2 separate regions of the Homo sapiens genome follow, and region 1 is linked to region 2. A link is a contact called in ENCODE Hi-C or POLR2A ChIA-PET data. All regions are on one chromosome and are shown on one strand. The core of a region is the stretch at or near the end of the contact, and the rest is flanking DNA. Distances in the headings are between cores, read along the strand shown. Region 1 holds the start of LINC02916 (long intergenic non-protein coding RNA 2916). Region 2 holds the start of LINC02633 (long intergenic non-protein coding RNA 2633).

What was found. Hi-C counts contacts between places; a loop is a spot of excess contacts on that map. ChIA-PET counts read pairs that join two places held with the same protein, here RNA polymerase II (POLR2A). Pooled maps may share reads with other maps.
Region 1: a loop to region 2 is called in a pooled map, with 3 times the contacts of the local background. The contact joins the promoter of LINC02916 here to the promoter of LINC02633 in region 2. A Hi-C loop is called at or near these places in 3 of 50 pooled maps. POLR2A ChIA-PET finds 5 or more read pairs at or near these places in 7 of 52 experiments (BJ, HEK293, K562 and 3 more).

Annotation. Positions count from the first base shown.
Region 1 is chr10:43,418,198-43,422,046 of GRCh38, reverse strand. LINC02916 (long intergenic non-protein coding RNA 2916) reads right to left here and starts at 1,428. Exons shown (of 2, transcript NR_186397.1): 1 at 981-1,428; 2 at 1-377. RefSeq lists enhancers at 1,196-1,275, 633-1,369 and a silencer at 1,366-1,625.
Region 2 is chr10:43,321,481-43,325,453 of GRCh38, reverse strand. It overlaps LINC02633 (long intergenic non-protein coding RNA 2633), which reads right to left and starts at 2,460. Exons shown (of 2, transcript XR_945901.3): 1 at 1,754-2,460. All of the region lies in intron 2 of LOC105378271 (a long non-coding RNA gene), which reads right to left.

The sequences.
Region 1 (3,849 bases), core at 179-2,678, 98 kb before region 2:
AGCTCACTGTAACCTCAACCTCCTAGGCTGAGTAATCCTCCCACCTCAGCTTCCCAAGTAGCTAAGATTATAGGTGCACACCACCACACCTGGCTAATTTTAAAATTTTTGTAGAGACAGGGTCTCGCTTATGCCGCCAAGGTTGGTCTTGAACTGCTAGGCTCAATCGATGCTCCCGCCTTGGCTTCACAAAGTGCTGGGATTACAGGCGTGAGCCACCAAGCCCAGCTAACTCATAGTCTTTAATACAATTTTTTCCCAGCATCTATAAAATGGTCATTCAGGAGAGTGTAGAAACAGCTTCTCTGATGAGTGGATTGCTCATCATATTCTGATAGTAGTCACTGGAATTAATATTGGTAAGAAGCAGTTGAGACCTGTAAGAGCAAAGAGAGACGATTTATTTCAAGAGGGTGCCCAGATGACCTGCAAACAAGTTTGCTCCAATGAGGCCCCTGAATTTGGAGAAGCAATGAAGGAAGGAGAAAGGGCTAAAATAACATAGTCGGTTGTTCCAATATTCCAAACGGGAAAAATGGAAGAAACCACTGATAACATTTTGAAGTACATCCTTCCAGAACTTTTTAATGTATATTAAAGTATACATTATATATTTAATCACTATACCCTAATCCATCATTCTAGGGAAATGTACACGGGATCACTATAAAAGTTCTAGATTATCTCTCTCAGCCCAGCCCCAAGTCTTCCCGAAGGCAGAAAAGTTGACCACTTGTCCGATAGTAGGTTAACCTCTGCTGCGGGTGTTAGGATGGCAGTAAGAACTCAGGCTTGTCTCTAAGCACCCAGTTATTGAAGCATGGAGTACATGGTACAATTCCTTATCTCTGTTAGTGGACTCCTGTATCTATCAGGGTTAAAGAGAGAAACCACCAGTCACGTGTATGTGCGATGTGTTTCAGGGATCTGAGTTACGCAACCGCGGGAGTGGAGGGCTGCAGGAACATGCTGGAACGCACCTCGGGTCTCATGTTCTCCGCACCTCTGACCTCGGCAGCGAGGACGTCCCGCAGAGGGAGGGGACCCTTCACAGAGCTGCACACGCCTGGCCCCGGAAAGGCGAAAGGAGGAGCCAAAAGAGGCTCTCGGCCGGGCGCGGTGGCTCATGCCTGCAGTCTCAGCACTTTGGGAGGCCCAGGCGGGCGGATCGCTTGAGCCCCGGAGTTCGGCAGCAGCCTAGCCAACATGGCGAGACCCACGTCTCTACTAAAAATACAAAAAAATGTAGCCGGGAGTGGTGGCGCCCGCTGGTGGTCCCAGCTACCGAGCGGCTGAGGCGAGAGGAGGCTGAGGCTGCAGTGAGCGGTGATCACGCCACTGCACTCCAGCCTGAGCCACAGAGCCAGACTAGGTCTCAAGAAAAAAACAGAGGCGAGTGGCAGCCGCTCTCCGCAGAGCCTGGGAGTCCGCGTCCCGCCCCGCGCAGCAGGCGCGCCCGGCACCCGCCCCGCCGCCGGCAGCGCTGGAAGGGCGCTCTGGGCCACGTGGTCCTGCGGCCGCCCCGCCTGCTCCGGGTGGGCCTCAGGCGGCCTGCCCCTGGAGGATCCCGCGTTGGGCGGGCTCAGTGTTTCCTGATACCAGGCGGCTGTGAGGCAACTTAAGTTTTCTGAGGAAACTTTGGTTTCTTTTTCTTTGTCCGCAAAAGACGTCAGCCCTAACCCTTGTTTCTCATTTTTCGCGGGTCTCTCTCATTGCCTTCACACACCAGTTTTAACCACAGTTAAACTGGGAAGGAGCTGAGCACGGTGGTGGCACGCGCCTGTGGTCCCAGCTACTTGGGAGGCTGAGGACGGAGAGATCGCTTGAGCCCGGGAGGTCGAGGCTGCAGTGAGCCGGGATCGCACCACTGCACTCCATCCTGGGCTATACAGCAAGACCCTTCAACAAAAAATAATTTAAAAAAACAAGGCTGGGCGCGGTAGCACACTCCTGTGATCCCAGCACTTTGGAAAACGGAGACAGACGGATTGCTTGAGCCCAGGAGTTCAAGATCAGCCTGGGCAACATAGCGAGACGCGTCTCTATAAAAAGAAAAATACAAATATTAGCGGGGCGTGCTGGCGAGAGCCTGTGGTCCCAGCTACTCTGGAGGCAGAGATGAGAGGATCGCTTGAGCTCAGGAGGCAGAGGTTGTAGTGAGACCAGACTGCGCGCCATTGCACTCCAGCCCGGGCGAAAAAGTGAGACCCTGTCTCCAAAAAGTAAAAAAAAAAAAATTTAAAAGGGGAATGGTAGGGGGAAAGGAAGGATAAGGAGAGATTTGCTAAAGGATATACATAAGTACAGCTATCTGGTTTTCTATGCCATAGGATGACTTTGGTTCACCATAATAGTTTCAAATAGCTAGGAGAAAAATATTGAATGTTCCCAACAGGAAGAAATGATAAATATTTGAGATGATGGATGTTAATTATCCTGATCACTATACGTTATATGTATCAAAACATCACTATGTACCCCATGAATATGTACAATTATTTGTCAATTAAAAATTATTTTAGGCCAGGTGCAGTGGCTCACGCCTGTAATCCCAGCACTTTGGGAGGCTGAGGTGGGCGGATCACGAGGTCAGGAGATCGAGACCATCCTGGCCAACACGGTGAAACCCCGTCTCTACTAAAAATACAAAAAATTAGCCGAGCGTGGTGGTGGGCGCCTATAATCCCAGCCACTCGGGAGGCTGAGGCAGGAGAATGGCGTGACCCCTGAAGGCGGAGCTTGCAGTGAGCTGAGATCGTGCCACTGCACTCCAGCCTGGGCAATACAGCAAGACTCTGTCTTAAAAAAAATTATTTTAAAAAGATCAACTGATCTTTATGAACTATCTTTTTTCCCCACTCTCTGTTGTTGGAGGGAAGAAAACTTCAAAGTCAACATTATTAAGAACCATTATGATGAAGATTTTATAAAAAGCTCAGATTTGGCCAGGCACGGTGGCTCATGCCTGTAATCCCAGCACTTTGGGGGTCTGAGGCAGGTGGATCACTTGAGGTCAGGAGTTTGAGACCAGCCTGGCCAACCAATGGTGGAACCCCATCTTTACTAACAATACAAGGATTAGTTGGGCTTGGTGGCACATGCTTGTAATCCTAGCTACTTGGGAGATTGAGGCGGGAGAATTGCTTAAATCTAGGAGGTGGAGGCTGCAGTGAGCCAAGATCGAGCCACTGCACTCCAGCCTGGGTAACAGAGCCAGACTCTGTCTCAAACACAAAAACACAAACAAAACAGTTTACCTTGGGTGAGGTATGGTGAGATTAGATGCAGCACAGGAGTTACAAACCAGTTTTACAGTTTTTGTTTTTGTTTTTTGTTTGAGACAGTCTTTTACTCCGTCACCCAGGCTGGAGAGTAGTGGAGCTCCAGCCTCCCAGAGGAGGTTGCTCCTCCACCTCCCGGTTTCAAGCGATTCTCCCTCCTCAGCCTCCCGAGTACCTGGGACTACAGGCGTGCGCGCCACTATGCCCAGCTAATTTTTGTATTTTTAGTAGAGCCAGGGTTTCACCATGTTGGCCAGGCTGGTCTTGAACTCTTGGCCTCAAGTGATTGCCTGCTTCTGCCTCCCAAAGTGCTGGGATTACAAGCGTGAGCCACCACGTTGGCCCAAGTTTTAGTTTTGTACTCTCATTTCCCTGGGGCTTCACACAAGGCCACTCAGCAGGAGCAGAAGGGGTCACTAGGCAGAGGGAGTGAGGGGGGAACTGCAGAAGAGCCTTTGTTGTGGTTTTTGCAGGAAGAGAAGGGTTAGGCAAGGCCAACAGGTTTGGGATTGGCTAATTTGAGTAATTTCCGGGGGCTCAGGGGCATGGGGCTGGCCCTAGTTGTCTG
Region 2 (3,973 bases), core at 1,211-3,710:
TAGGCTGTTCTTTTAAGTCACTAAGTTCGTTGTAATTTGTTACAGCAGCCCAGGAAACTAATAAGAGAAGGCGGGGCAACAGGAGGTCTTTGCAGAGGCCTGTGATGGAGCTGTGGAGTGGGCATGTGAGGGTCCATGCAGCCCATGCAGACACCACACGTCCATGTGCAGTCTGCCTCTGTTGCAGTGCCCCGGCCTGTGGCTGATGGGGTCATGGGGACTCCCGGCAAGGACTTGCATTCATTCTCACATCTTGCCTCTGCCTTGTGCAGTGTGTTGTGATCTTGCCCACCACCCATGGCTCACACTGCATGGGAACTAGCCGCCTCCTTTTTCAACCCTTGTTAAGAAAGAATTTGTCTGGGTGACATCTGTCCTCTCTCTCCTCTGATGTTTTATCTTCTCTTTCTGTTGTTGGGCCAAGTTTTTGCTGCCTACAGCTGAAACTGCTCACAATTTCACATCATCCACTCTGTAAGGCAGGGCTTCTAGAACAGATAGTCCAGGGAGTTCTCACTCAGGGGGCTGCTCCCACTGGCATGGAGCTTCCTGAATGTAACTGCTCTGGCATCTTCTGCCGGGCACTGTTTTCTTTGAGCCGATGGAGTTCAGCTTTGTACCTGTCTGCACTTTGTTTAGCTTCCTCAGGAGGGTCTTTTAACCTCTACATTTTTGACCTATAAAATTTTTAATAAAATCTTGCAACTGGGGCCAAGCATGGTGGCTCATACCTGTAATCCCAGCACTTTGGGAGGCCAAGGTGGGAGGATCGCTTGAACCCAGGAGCTCCAGACCAGCCTGGGCAACATAATGAGACCCCCATCTCTACAAAAATAAAAATAAAAAATAAAATTAGCCAGGTGTGGTGGTGTGCGCCTGTGGTCCCAGCTACTCAGGAGGCTGAGGTGGAAGGATTGCTTAAGCCTGGGAGGTTGAGACTGCAGTGAGCTATGATTGTACCACTGCACTCCATCCTGGGCGACAGAGTGACACTCTGTCTTTAAAAAAAAAAAAAAAAACTTGCCATCAGCTCATAGATAACCAGCTTTCAAGTATATTTTAAAAATTCGGCTGGGAGCAGTGGTTCACACCTGTAATCCCATCACTTTGGGAGGCTGAGGCAGATGGATCACTTGAGGCCAGGAGTTCAAGACCAACTTGGTCAACATGGAGAAACTTCGTCTCTACTAAAAATACAAAAATTAGCTGGGCGCGGTGGCACATGCCTGTAATCTCATCTACTTGGGAGGCTGAGGCACTAGAATTACTTGAACCTGGGAACTGGAGGTTGCAGTGAGCCAGAATCGAGCCACTACACTCCAGCCTGGGCGATAGAGCAAGACTCTGTGTTAAGAAAAAAAAGTCCGGGTGCGGTGGCTCACACCTGCAATCCCAGCACTTTGGAAGGCCGAGGCGGGTGGATCACGAGGTCAGGAGATCAAGACCATCCTGGCTAACATGTGAAACCCCGTCTCTACTAAAAATACAAAAAATTAGCCGGGCGTGGTGGCGAGCGCCTGTAGTTCCAGCTACTCGGGCGGCTGAGGCAGGACAATGGCTTGAACCCGGGAAACGGAGCTTGCAGTGAGCCGAGATTGCGCCACTGCACTCCAGCCTGGGCGACAGAGCGAGACTCCGTCTCAAAAAACAAACAAACAAAAAATCTGTTTTCTTTTGGTCCCCAAAAAGCAAGCCGATTTTCCACTCATCTTTAAGCTTTGATACTTCCTCCAAGAGATTTTTTATTGTGTACCTTACTTCCTTGAAAAGGTTTCATTGTTTTGGGTTTCTCTTCATTGTCTGATTAAACACTTAAACAATGTTCTTTTATAATTTATCTTCATCTGTCGTTCAGTTATGTGTTGTCTTCCTCCGCCGCCCCGCACAGGAAAGTGAACTCCCTAGAAGAAAATGGCTCCCCAAAATTATATGCTCCGAACTCCTCCTGACAAACAGACAGGTTTTCAGGCAGAGGGACCACTAGACCTCCGTGAAGGCTCAGGAAGCGCGGGGCCCTGCCGCTTTGCCCGGAGGGAACCTGGTGGGCGGCCTGCATCACACCCCCATCCCACTCCAGCCCCTTGGGGGCTTCCCATTCTAGACACCCTAGTGCCAGAGCGTTAGAGTCGCCAGGTCCTGCTGGGCCTTGATCCTCTCTGTGGTCTGTTATCCTGGCTATCTTTTGGGCTCCATTTCTAGCTGTTTCGTGGGTTTCACAGAGAAAGTTTCTTGGTAGGAAGGATGGGAGCCCAGGAGTGTCCAGTGGGAGGCATGACTTTGGTATTAGTGACATTGCCCGGAAACAGTGCGTTTGAAGCCGCTGTCCCTGCTCTCTGCAGGCTCCCCGCTCTCTGTGGTGCCCCCGGGGAGTGGCAAGAAGCGGCATCCATCATCTCCCTCGGCCCAGCCCGGGCCTACGGCGTTCACCGGAGCCTCAGCCCCGCCCCCTCCAACTGACTCAGCCCGCCCCGCGCCCAGATGGCCAATCACTGGCTTAGCTCCTAATGCGCCACAAAGGCACTGGCAGTCTGGCCCCGCCCCAGCCCAGGACGCGCTGTTGCCATGGTGACGGTAAACCGGCTTGGTCTGAGTAGCCAAGCTCGCGTGTGAGACCCCTGCACAGACACTCAAGGGGCAGGTGAGGGGCGGAGGGGCCACGGTTGCGAGAAAAGAGGCCCTCCAAAGCCCCCGCAGCCCTCCTTGTTGGTTAGTGAAGATTTTGGCCCCACCTCGCGTCTCTTCACCGCTTCTGTCATCTTCCCGGATTCCTTCAGCGTCTACCTTGGTCTCTTGGGGCCTTCGCTCCTTGACCGCGAAAACAAAGTCGCTTCTTTCCTAAAAGTCTTCCTTTCTTCCTCAAAGTAATCATTCTTCAGGTATCTTGAGCAAAGTGCACAGAGAGCCGAGCCTCCTGAAGGCCGCTCCCTTTGTCAGGGATTGGAGTAGGGTTGGGCCAACTTGGCAGTTCCGCCCAATTCTGACTGGCAGGACCAGAAACCAAGGACTCTCTGTCTGTGGTATGGGCAAGTGGCCTTGGTAAATGACGTGGGGAGCTGCGGAGGCATCCATGACTTTCTTCCTTTTTTTCCTTTCTTTCCTTTCCTTCCTTTCCTTCCTTCCCTCCCTCCCTCTCTCTTTCTTTCTTTTTCTTCATTTATTTCTTTTTTTTTTTGATACGGAGTTTTGCTCTGTCGTCCAGGCTGGAGTGCAATGGTGCGATCTCGGCTCACTGCAACTTTTGCCTCCCGGGTTCAAATCATTCTCCTGCCTCAGCTTCCTAAGTAGCTGGGATTACAGGTGCGTGCCACCAAGCCCAGCTAATTTTTGTATTTTTTAGTAGAGATGGGGTTTTGCCGCGTTGGCCAGACTGGTCTTGAACTCCTGACCTCAGCTGATCTGCCCGCCTTGGCCTCCCAAAGTGCTGGGATTACAGGCATGAGCCACCATGCCTGGCCAACACCCTGTTGTTTAAGCCACTTTGGCCAGGATTTCCTGTACTTGAACCTGGAAGCATCCTTTATAATATGCCATCCTTATGATAACACCTCTGTCCCACTGTGAACACCCATGAGACTCTAGACCTCAGTATTACCAGTCACTGCACCCTCTCCGAATCTCCAGGTCAGCCATCTCCCTCCCATACCCTGCCCAGCCTTCCGGTGGACCTCACCATCTCTTTGAAGGCCTTTCCTCACTTGGCTTGAGACAGCATTCCCTGGTCTTCAGCCTTTCTCAGGGGGCCTCCCTGGGTCTCACTTTCTCACCTTTGTGGTGGCAGTGGTGCAGCCTCCATCCAGCCTTGGACCCTTCTTTTGATCTCTTCACCCTCCTTAAATGAAGGTATCGAGCCATGATTTTTAAATTTCATCTGCATGCTGACTCCCCAAGCCACTGTCTCCAGCTTGTTTTTATAGACACAGGCTCAAGCAGCCAACTGCCTCACACACATCATGCTTGGATGCTGTATTAGTCC